2 separate regions of the Homo sapiens genome follow, and region 2 is linked to region 1. A link is a loop called in an ENCODE intact Hi-C map of the cell type or tissue named here. Cell type or tissue: pancreas. All regions are shown on one strand. Each heading gives the region's core, and the rest is flanking DNA. Links, peaks and the distances in the headings are about the cores only. Region 1 overlaps ATP4A (ATPase H+/K+ transporting subunit alpha). Region 2 has its middle 5.5 kb from the start of LINC01766.

Region 1 (8,113 bases), core at 5,412-7,911:
GAACACGTGTATCAGCAGATGTCTCCCAGGGAGGACAGGGAGATTGGGCTGATCTGAAGGGGTCAGTGATCCACTGGTTCCCCCTACAGGTGATCATGGTAACGGGTGACCACCCCATCACCGCCAAGGCCATTGCAGCCAGTGTGGGCATCATCTCGGAAGGCAGCGAGACAGTGGAGGACATCGCTGCCCGCCTCCGTGTGCCCGTAGACCAGGTTAATCGCAAGTAAGCCCCCCCAGACCTCCCCGGGGTTCTCCCCACATCTGGCACAGACCGAGGTCCCAGCGAGGTCCTCCCATCTCCTCCCCAGGGATGCCCGTGCCTGTGTGATCAATGGCATGCAGCTGAAGGACATGGACCCATCGGAACTGGTCGAGGCCCTGCGCACCCACCCCGAGATGGTGTTTGCGCGCACCAGCCCCCAGCAGAAGCTGGTGATCGTGGAGAGCTGCCAGCGGCTGGTGAGCCCTGCTGATGAGGGTGGGCAGGCGGGCAGACAGGCGGGGCTGGTCTTGGACCGGCCTCTCACTGACCACCCACCCACCACCTGCACCCACTGCCTGCAGGGTGCGATTGTGGCCGTCACGGGGGATGGTGTGAATGACTCCCCAGCTCTGAAGAAGGCAGACATCGGAGTAGCCATGGGCATCGCTGGCTCAGATGCTGCCAAAAATGCAGCTGACATGATCCTGCTGGATGACAACTTTGCCTCCATTGTGACAGGCGTGGAGCAGGGTCCGAGCCACGCCAGGGGGAGGGCAGGCAGTGTGGGCACAGGAGGGAGAGGGCTGTGAGGAGGCTGAGGTGCCCACCCTACCCCACAGGTCGACTGATCTTCGACAACCTGAAGAAGTCTATTGCCTACACATTGACCAAGAACATCCCAGAGCTGACACCCTACCTCATCTACATCACCGTCAGCGTGCCCCTGCCCCTCGGGTGCATCACCATCCTCTTCATCGAACTCTGCACTGACATTGTAAGTCCACAGCCCAGGGTACCCATCCACAGGGTGCCCAGAGACACTTGCTTGCAGATGGACAGGAGGGACAGAGACCACCACAGACACTCTTGGGCACAGAGTGACAGACAAGACCTGTGTGTGCAATGACAGCCAGTGCAGGACACATGGGTGGCAGGCAGGTGAACAGACCTAAATGGACATACAGCCATGCACACACAGGCGGACACTCAGGTAGGCCCGGGCCGACCCATGCACACACATGACTCAGATACAGATACTCAGACAGAGATGGAAACAGAACAGGTATCTGGCCAAACTTGAATCACAGACACGTGCCCCTAAACAGACACGGACAAATAAACCCCCTCAGATAGACCCCATGGCAGACAGACAGAAAAGAACCACAGATACAGTCACGAATGCAGCCAGAGGCGCAGCTGTGTTGACAGGTATTTATTCGGTAACATTTACACAGTGCTTTCTCTGGGCCAGACACACCATCATTTCCTTAATTTTGTACTCATAACCACACTATGAGATGAGTTTTGTTACTATCACCCGTACTTTACTGATGAGCTCATCAAGGCATAGACAGGTAGAGTGGATTGTCCCAGGTCACTGGGCAAATAAGTGGCCCGGCTGTGACTTGAGCTTGAGCAGTCACAGGTCCCACAGCCTGTGGTCGTGGTCAGTATGCTCTGCTGCCACTCTAGGCACAAGCAGATGAAGGGGCACGGCGACACTGAGAGACTGAAGATACACAGAGATAGGGAGTGACACAGAAATACACAAGAGCAGATACAGTCACAGAGAATTACACTGGAGACAGGGACAGAGAAACAGAGTGAGGAACAGAGAAAGAGAGGGAGGGAGACAGAGGGAGAAGATAAAAGCAGATGTTCTTACGAAGATGGGCACCAGGATGCCAACACCCAGGGGCCAGTGGGGCCCAGGCTGTCCAGGCTGGTGTGGCTGTGCCGTCCCTGCAGGTCCTGCCTGCTAACCTCAGTCCTGTTCCTGCTCACAAGTGGGGGAAGGGGGACCCGAAGTGGAGGGGACAAGGGCCCAGCCAAACCCTCAGTCCCAGTTCCTTCCACTCCTGGCCAGTTCCCATCTGTGTCCCTGGCATATGAAAAGGCCGAGAGTGACATCATGCACCTGCGTCCACGCAACCCAAAGCGTGACAGATTGGTCAACGAGCCCCTGGCTGCCTACTCCTACTTCCAGATTGGTGGGTGCCCGTGGGCCGGGGAGCCTGGAGGTGGGGGGCTCTGCGCTGGGCTGCTCGCCTGCCCCAGGCCCTGCCTTGGGCTCCGGCTGGTTCTGGACCTCAGTGTCTGCATTTGGTCCTGGGTCTCCGTTGTCCTCCGTGTCCCTCTCTGTTTGTGACAGTCTCTCTGGTTCTGCTGTGTCCCTGCTCTCTCTCTGACCTTGCTCTCCATGACCCTGTCTCTGAGTTGTTGCCTATTTCTGTCTTTTTGGGTCCTGGATGTGTCTTTTTCTCTCTGTCCCTGCCTCTGTCTCTCTGTCCCTGCTTCTCTCTCTGCCTCTGTGTCTCTGTCACTGTTTCTGTGTCCCTGGCTCTGTGTGTCCTTGACCTTGTGTATCTGTGTCCCTGTCTCTCTTCCCGTGTCCCTGTCTGTGTGTCCTTGACCTTTGTGTATCTGTGTCCCTGTCTCTCCATGTCCCTCTCTTCCTGTGTCCCTGTCTCTGTGTCCATCTCTGTCTCCCTGTGTCCCCTTGTCTCTCTCCAGGTGCCATTCAGTCCTTTGCTGGCTTCACTGACTACTTCACGGCAATGGCCCAGGAGGGCTGGTTCCCACTGCTGTGCGTGGGGCTGCGGGCGCAGTGGGAGGACCACCACCTACAAGATCTGCAGGACAGCTACGGCCAGGAGTGGGTGAGCCCTGCCCCGCCCCATCCCATCCCTGGGCTCCCTCCTTCCCAGGGCAACTTGCCTTGTGTGCGGCCCACTTGTTCCTCCACGTGTGACTGAGTTCAGCCAGAGCATCCCGGACCCCCAGACTCCCTGCCAGTTCGGGGGGGCAAGGGCCTTTCCCACCATCTCCAGCTCCAAACTCCTGCTTCTGATGATCGCAACTGCAGATGGGTGTCTCTGCCCTGACACTAATGCATCATCTCAGATGTGGAACCAGGCCCCTATTCTGCTATTTTCCCTACAGCATCACTCCCACAGGGTATTTGCACATGTGGTCTATTTTAATGAAGGTTTGGAGCACAGTGAGGCTAGATCTGGCCAGCAGATGTGTTTAGTTCACCTGTAGAGTTACATACAGACGAGGATACTTCCCTTAAACATTTACTATCATGGTTAAGGTAGACACTGAAGCCAGACTGCCTGGACTTATGGTCTGGTACTGCTTCTCACAAGCTGTGTAACCCTGGGCAGGTTGCTTTGCCTCTCTGTGCCTGTTTTCTCACCTGCAAAGTGGAGAGAATATCAAAGTCTACCTCAGTGGTTTTCAGTTTGCTCCCAGACCAGCAGCATCACCATCTCCTGGGAACATGTTTGCAGTGCAAATTCTCAGGCTCTATCCCAGCCCTCTGGGAGCCCTTGCTGGGATTCTCATGCATGTTCAAGTTCCAGCACCACTGATTTACCTCCTAGGGTTACCCAGCGGATTAAATGAGCTAATGCACGTGCAACACTCGGCACCTGGAGCAGTCAGTGATCCCCACAGTTAGCTGGTATTAGGAGTTGTGTTGCCAGGCATGGTGGCACATGCTTGTAATTCCAGCTACTTGGGAGGCTAAGGCAGGAGAATCTCCTGAACCTGGGATTCGGAAGTTGCAGTGAGCTGAGATTGCACCACTGCACTCCAGCCTGGGTGACAGAGCGAGATTCCATCTCAAAAAAAAAAGTAGCTGTGTTGAAGAAATGGGCTGCATAGTGGCTGCCCCCTTTAAATGGGGCATCTGCCCTCTTTTCCCAAAGGCCCGCGGTGACTGCCTCACCTATTTTTGCCATCTGCCTGGCCCCTGGAGTCACTGGACTTTGCAAATCCCATCTGAGGATTTCAATTCCCCTTTCCCAGGCCCTTTCTTTTGGGTGCCTCCCCCCTTTCACTATGAAAGCAGTCGGCCCAGCCTACAGTTTTCCCGGCCACTGTCATCCAAGCTCTGCTAGGCTGAGGTTTCTGGGCCCCACGTTCTGGGGTCCTGCACACCTGGCAGACCCTGCCTCTCTCCTTCCCCCCACCCCCACACTCTGATGCAAGGCAGAGAGAGCATTTAGGGGTTCACGGCCCTGGGACCCTATGCCCGGTGGGCTGCAGAGGCTCTCCGCCGGGACTCAGGCTGGACTCAGGCTGTTTCCGTTTGCCCCTGGCCTGCAGACATTCGGGCAGCGCCTGTACCAGCAGTACACCTGCTACACCGTGTTCTTCATCAGCATTGAGGTGTGCCAGATCGCCGATGTCCTCATCCGCAAGACGCGCCGTCTCTCTGCCTTCCAGCAAGGCTTCTTCAGGTGTCCCTGGCTGGCCCTCTTCCTGCCCTCCAACCCCTGGTCCCAACTCCCATCAGATCCTGACTGTGGTTTAGAACAGCCGGCAAATGCCAGCGGGTGCCAGTGCCAGATGGTGACATGCCAAAAAAACCTTTCTAACTGGCCAATAACTCCCCCCACGGCCCCCTCCACATTTCACTAAAGGGGTGGTGCTGAGAGGCCCGGGCCACTCCAGTGTTCAGTGTGTAGAACACCTCCCTGCTGCTGCTGACATCTGACCTACTTTGACCCACAGTATCCTGATTTCCATCACGTCCCCAATTCCTAATGGCCTGTCCCATTCTGCCCACCCCCAGGAATAAGATCCTGGTGATCGCCATCGTGTTCCAGGTCTGCATCGGCTGCTTCCTGTGCTACTGCCCCGGCATGCCCAACATCTTCAACTTCATGCCCATTCGGTGAGAGGCTGTGAGGGGCAAGGACAGGGAGGGGGCTGTAGGGCACAGGCCTGGGATGGCCTTCACCTTGCCATGTGCCTTCAGGTTCCAGTGGTGGCTGGTCCCCCTGCCCTACGGCATCCTCATCTTCGTCTATGATGAGATCCGGAAGCTTGGAGTTCGCTGTTGCCCAGGGAGTGAGTGTGGAGACTGGGAGCCTGGGGGCAGGGGACTGAAACGTTTGAGCAGCTGCACCCACCTTTGATCCTCAACACTTGGCCTCTAAGCCCTTGACCCTCCATAGCAACCAGCACTGACCTCTGAGCCCCTGGCCCTGCCTAAGTGGCACCCCCAGCACTGAGTCTCCTTTCTCCCTCTCTCTCCCAGGCTGGTGGGACCAGGAACTCTACTATTAGAGGGACGACTGCCTTCAAGCATCCCTGCAACTGCCACAGCAGGTGGGGGCAGGGCTCGTGGGACCCTCTGGACAGCCACCAAGATATCTGAGCAACCAAGAGTCCCAGCCCCACCAGTATCTGCTTCTGTAGCCCACGGCACCCCAAACTTGGAGGGACCTGCCCACTCCCCTCCCCCATTCCCAAGGTTCGCACCTCCTGGAGCAGCAGCGCCTGGGCAGTCCTCTGGGCTGGCCTCGGGAAAGCCGCCACCTGTGGTGGCGGTGGGGCTCTGACAGGGAGTACAGCTGACCGCTTCTGGAGGGTGTTTCTGTTCTTAGGACTCCAGTCCAGGCTGGACGGCTGCCTGAGGGCCCTTCGTTAAAGACACGCTTGTGTCCTGGGCGATGGTAATAAAACCAGCTCATGCTGACTGTGCTGTATCTGGTGCCAGGCACTGTCCTCAGCGTCTCTCATTAGTGCTTGTGATCTCCCACAGTCCTGTACATGGGGGCTGTTTATCCAGGGCTGCACCTCCAGTGCCTAGTACACAGCCTGGCACATAGTAGGTCCTCAATAAACCTGCCTTGGGGAAATGATTCCTATTCCTTTGCCCAGGGTCATGGCATCTAAACGCAAGCTGGGCCGTGGCGATAGGCACCCCCTACCACCTCTGGGCTTTCTCTGTTCTCAGCACCCTTCTCCCTCCTGGAGGCTCCCAGACACAAGGGGGCCCAAGTCATTTCCACATCAAGCATCCCCCACCCCCCAGCGGTGTCTCCTTTCTGAGCCTACCTGCTTACTCCTCTGTCCCGGCAATGGCCAGTTCCTGAACAACTCCTGGAGGTCCCCTCCTCACACCCCTCACCTGAAAGGTTAACCCCATCCCCCTACCTCCCATCTCTGCCGCTCCTTTCCCAGCCCCTCTGTTCACCTCTCTTCCTCTTTCTTATGTGGCTTTCTCTGGCTAGGGCCTGGGCTTCTCCTTCCTTGTGACCACAGCCCCCCAGTCCCCCATGGCTTCAGTTGTTTCTGCAGTGAGACCCACCTCTGTCCCCAGCTTCCCCCAGTGTTGGTGACCTACACTGGCCTCTTCATCACCCCCCATGCCTGTACCCATGCACTGACCCAATCTGATAGTCCCACTGTCCCATCAGTGTGGTCCCTTCTCCCTTGGAAACGTGGTGAGCCCTCGGGCTTACAAGCCCCAAACTCCAGTTATCCTGGAACTCTTTGCTCCTCCCTTACCTGTTAGCGCCCCCTGCCGGTAAATAAATACACACAGCCACTGATCACCAACACCTGGGCTTGGCTTCTAGTCACTCTCCTAACCCCACAAAGCCCTGCCCTGGTCCAGCCCTGGCCTCGTGGCCTCAGCTTTCCCATTTCAGACAACAGCCATGCAGAGCTTCCTAAAGCCAAATCTGACCCTGTCCTTCCTCTGCCTAGAGCTCTCCTTGGTTCCCAAAGCCTCCTGTGATCTGACCCCTGCCAGCTTCTGTAGTCTTACAAGTCCCCTTGAACTCATTCCAACCAGTTATGTTCCCTTGGGAAAAACAGGCCCCCTCTCTGACCTCAAGACCATTACCTCTGCCTTGCCCCAATCACTCATTCTTTAGGTCTCAGCTCACATGTCCTCTGCTCAGGGGAGCCCGCACTGCTTCCACGGCAGGCCAGGCGGCTCCTCTGGGTCCCCATAACCCGGGGTTTTCCCATCATAACCCCGATCACCTGAAGCCTGGCTCCCCACAGTCCAACCGCCCAGGCTTCACCGTCCTCTGCCAACTCAGGCCCAGCCACTCCAGTCTCTCTCCCTGAACCCCATGTAAGCTGGGATTATTCCAGTTGGTAATTTTGCATCCTACACTTGTCTCAATATGTGTGAAGAGCTATGTGGGGCATGGAAGTGTGGGAGAAAGTGACCTTGTCACAAGTCCACCCAGATAGACTGCCCCATCTACTTCCTTTCTACATCAAAGTCAAGGTGATCAATCACTTCCAGCTCCCAAGAGACCCATGGACCCTGTCTTTACTCCAAACAATGAGGAAGAGTGGCCTAGATGGCAGCTGCCGTCTGAAGGCAAATGCTCCCTCTGGAAACATCGAGATGGTCATAGTGAGCTTTCCTAGGCCTAAGCTTAAAAAAAATCAGGTGGAACTTCAACGGCCTGGTGGAGGAGGAGGGGCAATGGTGCTATCCTACTCCCTGGGGTACCCCACTGGGAACACCAAGGATGGGGAGCATCTTCCTGAGTGGGGAGGGTGTACATCAAAGTGGAGCTTAAACATGACATTCAAAACTTCTGACACATCCCCCTCAGAGAAAGGCGGGGAGCCGGCTTCAGTGGACCAAGGAAGGCTGAGGGTGGAGGGGGGCATCCAGGACAATGTCCAAGCTGGGGGCCCCACTGCTCTGCTTCTTGGCTGCAGCTGTCTCTCCACTCCACCCTGAGAAGGCTCAGGCTGGGATCTGATCTGAGGGCCATAGAACTGAGGAGCTCACAGTCACAACTCTCCCCCCAGCCCCATGCTGACCCCATGGCTTGAACGATGTTAAGAATCTGGCTGGACAAATTATTCTAGGGAGCAGTTTCAGAAAAGCTGGTTTTGCTGGTTGGGTAAAACCAAAGGCCAAGCAATTGGACTGTCCACTGTGTAACAAGGGGCCGCAAGTGGCTGCAAGTGGGAGGATGACCTGGTTAGACGGGTTTCAGATAGATCCCCTGGCTGCCATACAGAGGATGGATTGGAGGGGGACACTGGGGCCAGGAGCCTCAGAGGCAACCAGCCCGGGAAGGGCCCATGTGAGGAGGCCCAGGTTGGGGCTGTGAGGAGGAAGAGCCCCCC
Region 2 (8,113 bases), core at 2,675-5,174, 43 kb before region 1:
CTTGAGAGAAAAGCACTACTTGGGGCAAGAGTGATGTAGGCCTCGGAGTCTTGTGTTTCAGGAAAAACACAATGCATTTTCTCTGCTCTCATACCACAACAGTCAACACAGAAGAGTTCTTTGATCAAATGTGTGGGTTCCCCCCTTTTTCCCCACCCCCTCAAGCCCCTCCAACACCAAGCAAACAATCATTTCTTTTCTTCCTTCCTTTCCTTTCCTTTCTTTCCTTCATTCTTTCCCCCTTCCCTTCCCCTCCCCTCCCTTTCCCTTTCCCCTTCCCTTCCCCTTCCCCTTTCCCTTTCCCTTTCCCTTCCCTTCCCTCTTTTCTTCCTTTTCCTTCTCTTCTTTCTTTTCCTTCTTTCTTCTTGCTCTGTCTTCCAGGCTGGAGTGTGGTGATGTGATCTTGGCTCACTGCAACCTCCGCCTCCTGGGTTCAAGTGATTCTCCTGCCTCAGCCACCTGAGTAGCTGGGACTACAGGTGCGCACCACCATGCCTGGCTAATTTTTTGTATTTTTAGTAGAGACGGGGTTCTGCCATGTTGACTAGGCTGGTCTCGAACGCCTGACCTTAAGTGATCCGCCTGCCTTGGCCTCCTAAAGTTCTAGGATTACAGGCATTACGCCCGGCCTACTTCTATTTTTTAAGTTTTTAATTTTTTTATTTTTTGAGACAGAGTCTCACTCTGTTGTTCAGGCTGGAGTGCAATGGCGTGATCTCGGCTCACTGCAACCTCCGCCTCCTGCATTCAAGTGATTCTCCTGCCTCAGCCTCCCAAGTAGCTGGGATTACAGGCACCTGCCACTATGCCTGGCTAATTTTTGTATGCTTAGTAGAGACTGGGTTTCACCATGTTAGTGAGGCTGGTCTCGAACTCCTGACCTCAGGTGATCAGCCCATCTTGGCCTCCCAAAATGCTGGGATTGCAGGAGTGAGCCACCGCGCCTGGCCTACTTCTATTTTTTTTAAGACAAGGTTTTGTTCTGTTGCTAGTCTGGAGTGTAGTGGTGTGAACACGGCTCACTGCAGCCTTGACCTCCTGGGCTCAAACAACCTCCTGCCCCAAACTTCTGAGTAGCTGGGGCTACAGGTGCAAGCCACCATGCCAGGTTAATTTTGAAATTTTTTGCAGAGATGGGGTCTCACTATGTTGCCCAGGCTGATCTTGAACTCCTGGGCTCAAGTTATTTATGTATGTATTTATTTGAGACAGGGCCTCACTCTGTCACCCAGGCTGGAGTGCAGTGATGTGATGATGGCTCACTGCAGCCTCGACTTCCTGGGCTCAGGTTATCCTCCTGCCTCAGTCTCCCAAGTAGCTGGGACTATAGGCGTGTGCCACCACACCCAGCTAACTTCTTTGTATTTTTAGTAGAGACGGAGTTTCACCATGTTTTCCAGGCTGATCTCAAACTCCTGGGCTCAAGTGATCCACCCACCTCGGCTTCCCGAAGTGCTGATATTACAGGCATGAGCCTTTGAACCTGGCTATTTTTTTTTTTTGAGATGGAGTCTCCCTCTGTCGCCAGGCTGGAGTGCAGTGGTGCGATCTCGGCTCACTGCAACCTCTGACTCCCTGGTTCAAGCGATTCTCCTGCCTCAGCCTCCCTAGTAGCTGGGATTGCAGGCATCCGCCACCACGCCCAGCTAATTTTTGTATTTTTAGTAGAGACAGGGTTTCACCTTGTTGGCCACGATGGTCTCCTGACCTCGTGATCTGCCTGCCTTGGCCTCCCAAAGTGCTGGGATTACAGGTGTGAGCCAACGCGCCCGGCTCTGGCTATTTTTTTTTTAAGTGCATTATGAAAATATTTTATAACTTGTGTGTTTAGATCATGTGCCTTAAATATGATTATTGGTATGTTTTGCTTTAGGTCTACTATTATTTGTTTTTTATTTCCACTTTTCTGTGTTTTGTTCCTTGTTTTCCCTTTTCCTTCTTTCTTTTGGATTATTCAAATACTATTTTAGTACTCCATTTTAATTTATTTATTGTGATTTTCACTATATATCTTTGCAAGTTTTAAGTGATTGCTCTACGGATTATGGTAAACACACTTAAACATTCTATAGTCTACCTAGATTGAATATTTTGCAACTTCAAGTGGAATATGGAAAACTTCCACCATATTGGTCCCTTCATTGTCTCCCATGTATGCGTTAGCTTTCACATGCATTATAAAGACATGTATTGAAAATACATCCGTCCAGGGCTGTGGCTCACGCCTGTAATCCCAGCACTTTGAGAGGCTGAGGTAGGTGGATCACCTAAGGTCAGGAGTTCAAGACCAGCCTGGCCAACATGGTGAGACCCCGTCTCTACTAAAAATACAAAAATTAGCTGGGCATGGTGGTGGGCGCCTGTAATCCCAGCTACTAGGGAGACTGAGGCAGGAGAATCGCTTGAACCCAGGAGGTGGAAGTTGCAGTGAGCCAAGATCACACCACTGCACTCCAGCCTGGGTGACAGAGTGAGACTCTATCTCCAAAAAAAAAAAAAAAAGAAAAAAAAAAAACGAAAAGAAAAACGCCAGGCACGGTGGCTCATGCCTGTAATCCCAGCACTTTGGGAGGTTGAGGAGGGCAGATCCCGAGGTCAGGAGATCGAGCCCATCCTGGCTAACAAGGTGAAACCCCGTCTCTACTAAAAATACAAAAATTTAGCTGGGCGTGGTGGCGGGTGCCTGTAGTCCCGGCTACTCGGGAGGCTGAGACAGGAGAATGGCGTGAACCCGGGAGGCGGAGCTGGCAGTGAGCCGAGACCACACCACTGCACTCCAGCTTGGGTGACAGAGTGAGACTCCATCTCAAAAAAAAAAAAAAAAAAAAAAACCCTCCCAAAGTGCTGGGATTACAGGCGTGAGCCACCATGCCCAGCAGTCATTCCTTTCAATGGCAAAAACCGCAATTATTTTTGCATCAACTACACACACAGACACACACACACACACATATCTCATGTCACCTGCAGATACAGTTTTATTTCTTCCTTTCCAATCTAAATGCCTTTTTTTCTTTTTTGAGACAGAGTCTCACTCTATTCCTCAGGCTGGAGTGCAGTGTTGGTGTGATCATAGCTCACTGCAGTCTCAAAGTCCTGGGCTCAAGTGATCTCCCTGCCTCAGCCCCCTGAGCAGGTAGGACTACAGGCATGTGCCACCATGCTTGGCTAATTTTTTAATATTTTTTGTAGAGATGGGGTCATGCTGTGTTGCCTAGGCTGGTCTTGACATCCTAGTCTCAAGTGATCCTCCTGCCTCCCAAAGTGTTAGGATTACAGACGTCAGCCACTGCGCCGGGCCCTGTTTGCGTTTTTTTCTTGCAGTGACTAGAACTTCCAGCACTATGTCAAATAGGAGTGTCAAGAGCAGACATCCTTTCCTTGTTGTTGATCTTATAGGGAAAGTATTCCATCCTTCATCATTAAATATGATATATATTTGGTGTGTTTAAATCTATTATTGTTATTACTATTATTATTATTATTATTATTTGAGACGGAGTTTTGCTCTTGTTGCCCAGGCTGGAGTGCAATGGCGCCATCTCGGCTCACTACAACCTCCGACTCCCGAGCTCTAAGCGATTCTCCTGCATCAGCCTCCCGAGTAGCTGGGATTACAGGTGACTGTCACCACGGCTGGCTAATTTTTATATTTTTAGTAGAGACGAGGTTTCACCATGTTGGCCGGGCTGGTCTCGAACTCCTGACCTCAATTGATTTACCTGCCTCAGCCTCCCAAAGTCCTGGGATTACAGGAGTGAGCCACCGCGCCTGGCCGTTATTAATATTTTTGATGTTTAAGTTGTACCACTCTGGGCCAGTGGGCGCTCCTTCAAGTTAGCTTCTATGTCGAAAATAAAAATGATTTGTTAAGAGAAAGGTAAGTGATTAACAAGTGACTCCAGCAGGTAAAAAGATTGAATTGCTACTAACGGTCGATGGGAGGCAGTGTTGTCCACCTAGTGCTTAAGAACACGGCTTTTGGTGGCAGATTTCCTGGTTCCCAATCCTGGCCCCTCAGTGAATTCGCTGTGAGACCTGCACTGTGTCTTTCCAGCTCCCTGTGCTTTATCCTCAGTCTGTAAGAATGCAGGCTATAGGGTTAGTGTGGAGACCAAAAGAATCAATACTCCGAAGCTGCTCATAACAGTGGCTTGTACTTGACTCCGAGAGTTGCTGCTTTCACCATCATAGTGAAGACAAAGTACTCAAAATCTGCTACACGAAAAAGATTACAGGCCCAGAAGATTTTGCAGGCATGTTCACTCCAACTTTTTTTTTTTTTTTTGGAGATGGAGTTTCGCTCTTGTCACCCAGGCTGCAGTGCAATGGCGTGATCTTGGCTTACTGCAACCTCCGCTTCCCGGGTTCAAGTGATTCTCCTGCCTCAGCCTCCCGAGCAGCTGGGATTACAGTTGTGTGCCACCATGCCCAGCTAATTTTTGTATTATTAGTAGAGATGGGGGTTTCACCATATTGGCCAGGCTGGTCTCGAACTCCTGACCTCAGGTGATCCACCCGCCTCAGCCTCCCAAAGTACTAGGATTACAGGCATGAGGCACCATGTCCGGCCCACTCCAATCTTTAAGAAGCAGCTAATTCCCATGACATAGAAATGTTTCCAGAACACAGAAACACATTGAATGCTTCTCAACCCATTCTGCATTGCCAGCACTGCCCCAATGCAAAGGACTGAGAACAGCCCCCAGATGAAAACTATGTAGGACCCAAATAAGGCATAAGCAAACCATATCCATCACATATTAAAAGAATAATAGAGGCCGGGCATGGTGGCTCACGCCTATAATCCCAGCACTTTGGGAGGCTGAGGCGGGCGGATCACGAGGTCAGGAGATCAAGACCATCTGGCTAACACGATGAAACCCCGTCTCTGCTAAAAATACAAAAAATTAGCCGGGTGTGGTGGTGGGCGCCTGTAGTCCCAGCTACTCGGGAGGCTGAGGCAGGAGAATGGCGTGAACCTGGGAGGCGGAGCTTACAGTGAGCCAAGATCGTGCCACTGCACTCCAGTCTGGGCGACAGAGCAAGACTCTGTCTCTAAAAAAAAAAAAAAAGAATAATAGATTGTGACCCAGTAAGGTTTTCCCAAGAGTATAAGAATGGTTCATTGTGAATAACTTTGTTAAAGGATTGAATTAAAATCTCGTATGATCATGTTAATAGATGCTGAAAAGTATTTAATATGATTCAACACAAATTTTTTTTGAGACAGGGTCTCGCTGTGTTGCCCAGGCTGGAGTACAAGGGTGTGATCATGGCTCACTGCTGCCTCTAACTCCTGGGTTCAAGTTATCCTCCCATCTCAGCCTCCTGAGTAGCTGAGAATACAGGTACCATGCCTAGCTAATTTTTTTTTCTTTTTTCAGTAGAGACGAGATCTAGCTATGTTGCCCAGGCTGGTCTCAAATTCCTGGCCTCAAATGACTCTCCTTCCTTGGCCTCCCAAAGTACTGGAATTACAGGCATGAGCCACTGTGCCTAGCCTCAATATAAAATTCTAATTTAAAAAATCTTGGCAAGCCAGGAATAGAAGAAAACATAACAAAATTGATGAAATTTTGGCTGGTCACGGTGGCTCATGCATGTAATTTCACCACTTTGAGAGGCTGAGGCAGGCAGATAATTTAAGGCCAGGGGTTCAAGACCAGCCTGGCCAACATAGAGAAATCCCATCTCTACTAAAAATACAAAAAATTAGCCCCGAGTGGTGGTGCGTGCCTGTGGTCCCAGCTACTATAGAGGCTGAGGCACTAGAATCGCTTGAACCTGGGAGGCGGAGATTGCAGTGAGCTGAGATTGTGCCGCTGCACTCCAACCTGGGTGACAGAGCCAGAGTTTGCTTCAGAAAAAAAAAAAAAAAAGATGAAATTTTTATCAGAAATCTACATCAACTGCCTGACTTAATAGTAAAACAATAGAACTAACCCATACAAGGATGGAAACAAGATTATGATGCTAATTCATATTTTGCTGAAAGGTTTAGCCCAGGAACTAAAAAAATACATATATAATGAGGTATTAAAATTGTTAAGAAATAATTCAAATTTAGCATAGACAATGTAAGTGTGTAAAATGATGAATTATTACACCAAGAAAGTTCAGTAAGTTTGCCACACAAGATATCAACATTGGAAACTCAATACCTTTCTTCTACCCCAATAATAATTTAGATTATGTAATGGAAAAAAGGATTGCTTATAATACATAAAATAAAGCTAAAGATGTACAAGTCCTATTTGATATATCATATTTATGAATAGGAAGGCTTATCATAAAGATGCTAAATCTCCCAAAACTGATAACTAAATTGATTGTAATGCAATCAAAGTCAGATAAGATTTTTTTTTTTTTGAGGTTGAGTCTCACTCCTTCGCCCAGGCTGGAGTGAAGTGGTGCAATCTCTGCTCACTGCAACCTCCACCCCCGGGTTCAAGAGATTATCCTGCCTCAGCCTCCCGAGTAGCTGGGATTACAGGCACGCACCACCACAGTGGCTAATTTTTGTATTTTTATAGAGACAGGGTTTCACTATGTTGGCCAGGCTGGTCTCGAACTCCTGGCCTCAGGTGATCCTCCCACCTCAGTCTCCCAAAGTGCTAGGATTACAGGTGTGAGCCACTGCACCCGGCCTTATTTTTTACATTTATTTATTTTGGAGACAAAGTCTAGCTGTGTCCCCCAGGCTGAAGTGCAGTAGTATCACTATGACTTACTGCAGCCTCAAAATCCTGGGCTAAAGTGATCCTCTCACCTCACCCTCCTGAGTAACTGAGACTACAGGCGTGTGCCACCACGCCTGGCTAATTTTGAAAAATTTTGTAGAAAAGAGTTATCTATCGACTTGCTGCCTAGGCTGGTCTCAAAGTCCTGGGCTCAAGCCATCCTCCTCTCTCAGCCTCCCAAAGCATTGAAATTACAGGCACGAGCCACTGTGCCTGGCCTCGTTTTGTGTTTACCTGGTGCTAAATACCAGTTGGATACCCGAGAGTGAAATTCAGGTTGGATGAAGTCTGGGAGCTGAAGTGGAGGAGGCTGGCTGGCTTTCCAAGGCCTGTAGCAGAAGGTGACACTTGGGTCTGCCTGCTGATGTTGACATGGACCATCCTAACCTGACATGGCTTTGCAGCTGAATGTGACAGGCCCAGCCTGGGCTGGATCTGGAGAGGGACAGGGATGGCTAACCCTCTAGATCTGCTAACATGACAGACAATTAGGCATCATCCTATCTGCAGGCATCCCCATAACCCAGAGCATTGTCCCACAAACACATGAGATCTGCCCAGACACCCAAGCCCACAGAGGAGACAAACTCAGCATCACAACAATTACAATTAAGGTGGACTAGGGCCTTTGTTGTTTCCTTCTATTATTATTTCCTATAGACCACCCAACAAGATGGATGTCTCTGTTGGGTATGAACTTGAAGCTGTAATCCCAGATGTGCAAGAAATAGAACTCTATTCTCCTGCATCTGCACTGGTTTGGGTGGATTGGGCTGTGGAAACAGGCCAAGCATGTCATTTGTCAACATGGTAGTCTATTTTCTGCTTGACCACATGAGGCAGTTGGGGGAAGGGAGGCTGTTCCTAGAATGGTTCAGGGACCCAGGCTAATGGGGGCTTTGCCACGTCTACAACATGTGGCCTTCTAAATCATCACATGGGTATCCCTTGCCCCGTTGGCCGGGGGAGGAGGAGTTTAGAGGAGTGTCCCAGGAGACATTGAAAAGCCAGGTTTGTTTGTGGTACATGTCAGTTCTGCTCACATTCCACAGGACCAAAGCACATTTCATGGCTGCAGAGGGGAACCTCTGAGACGTGGCCAGGCAATGTTCCCAGAACAAAGAGGCGATGGGCTCTGGGGGACAGTGAGCAGTCTCTTGCCCAGCAGCTCCATTGACTTTCTACTGAGAATCCCCATTCTCCATGGTGGTGGAAACTTAGTTCTGCTAAATATTGTGCTAAATATTCATCTGGTTCTGAACTTGGGGTTGTCCATGAAGCTTGGGCATCAGAGGCAGCCCCGGGGTGTCTGTGGCCCATGGTGTCAGTCTAGATCTCTGTTTTGATTCATGCACGATGGCTCCCTGCTT

What was found. Hi-C counts contacts between places; a loop is a spot of excess contacts. Peaks named below come from ENCODE experiments on the same cell type or tissue, not always from the same donor. Only the 100,000 strongest peaks of a DNase experiment are listed, where the experiment ranks them.
Region 2: a loop joins it to region 1, with 2.0 times the contacts of the local background. A loop is called at or near these places in 18 of 110 quality-filtered maps.

The regions. Positions count from the first base shown.
Region 1 is chr19:35,547,789-35,555,901 of GRCh38, reverse strand. It overlaps ATP4A (ATPase H+/K+ transporting subunit alpha), which reads left to right. Exons shown (of 22, transcript NM_000704.3): 13 at 90-226; 14 at 312-462; 15 at 568-736; 16 at 826-980; 17 at 2,073-2,196; 18 at 2,720-2,865; 19 at 4,322-4,455; 20 at 4,791-4,892; 21 at 4,977-5,068; 22 at 5,259-5,871. The coding sequence ends at 5,287. Among named protein-coding and RNA genes, the nearest start is that of TMEM147-AS1, 5.8 kb to the right of the region's middle. In pancreas, for the core only: a CTCF peak has its summit at 6,542 (motif pointing left); a DNase peak (open chromatin) is centred at 5,541; H3K27ac peaks cover 700 bases.
Region 2 is chr19:35,588,290-35,596,402 of GRCh38, reverse strand. No RefSeq gene overlaps it. Among named protein-coding and RNA genes, the nearest start is that of LINC01766, 5.5 kb to the left of the region's middle. In pancreas, for the core only: a CTCF peak has its summit at 3,927; no DNase peak of the experiment used is centred there.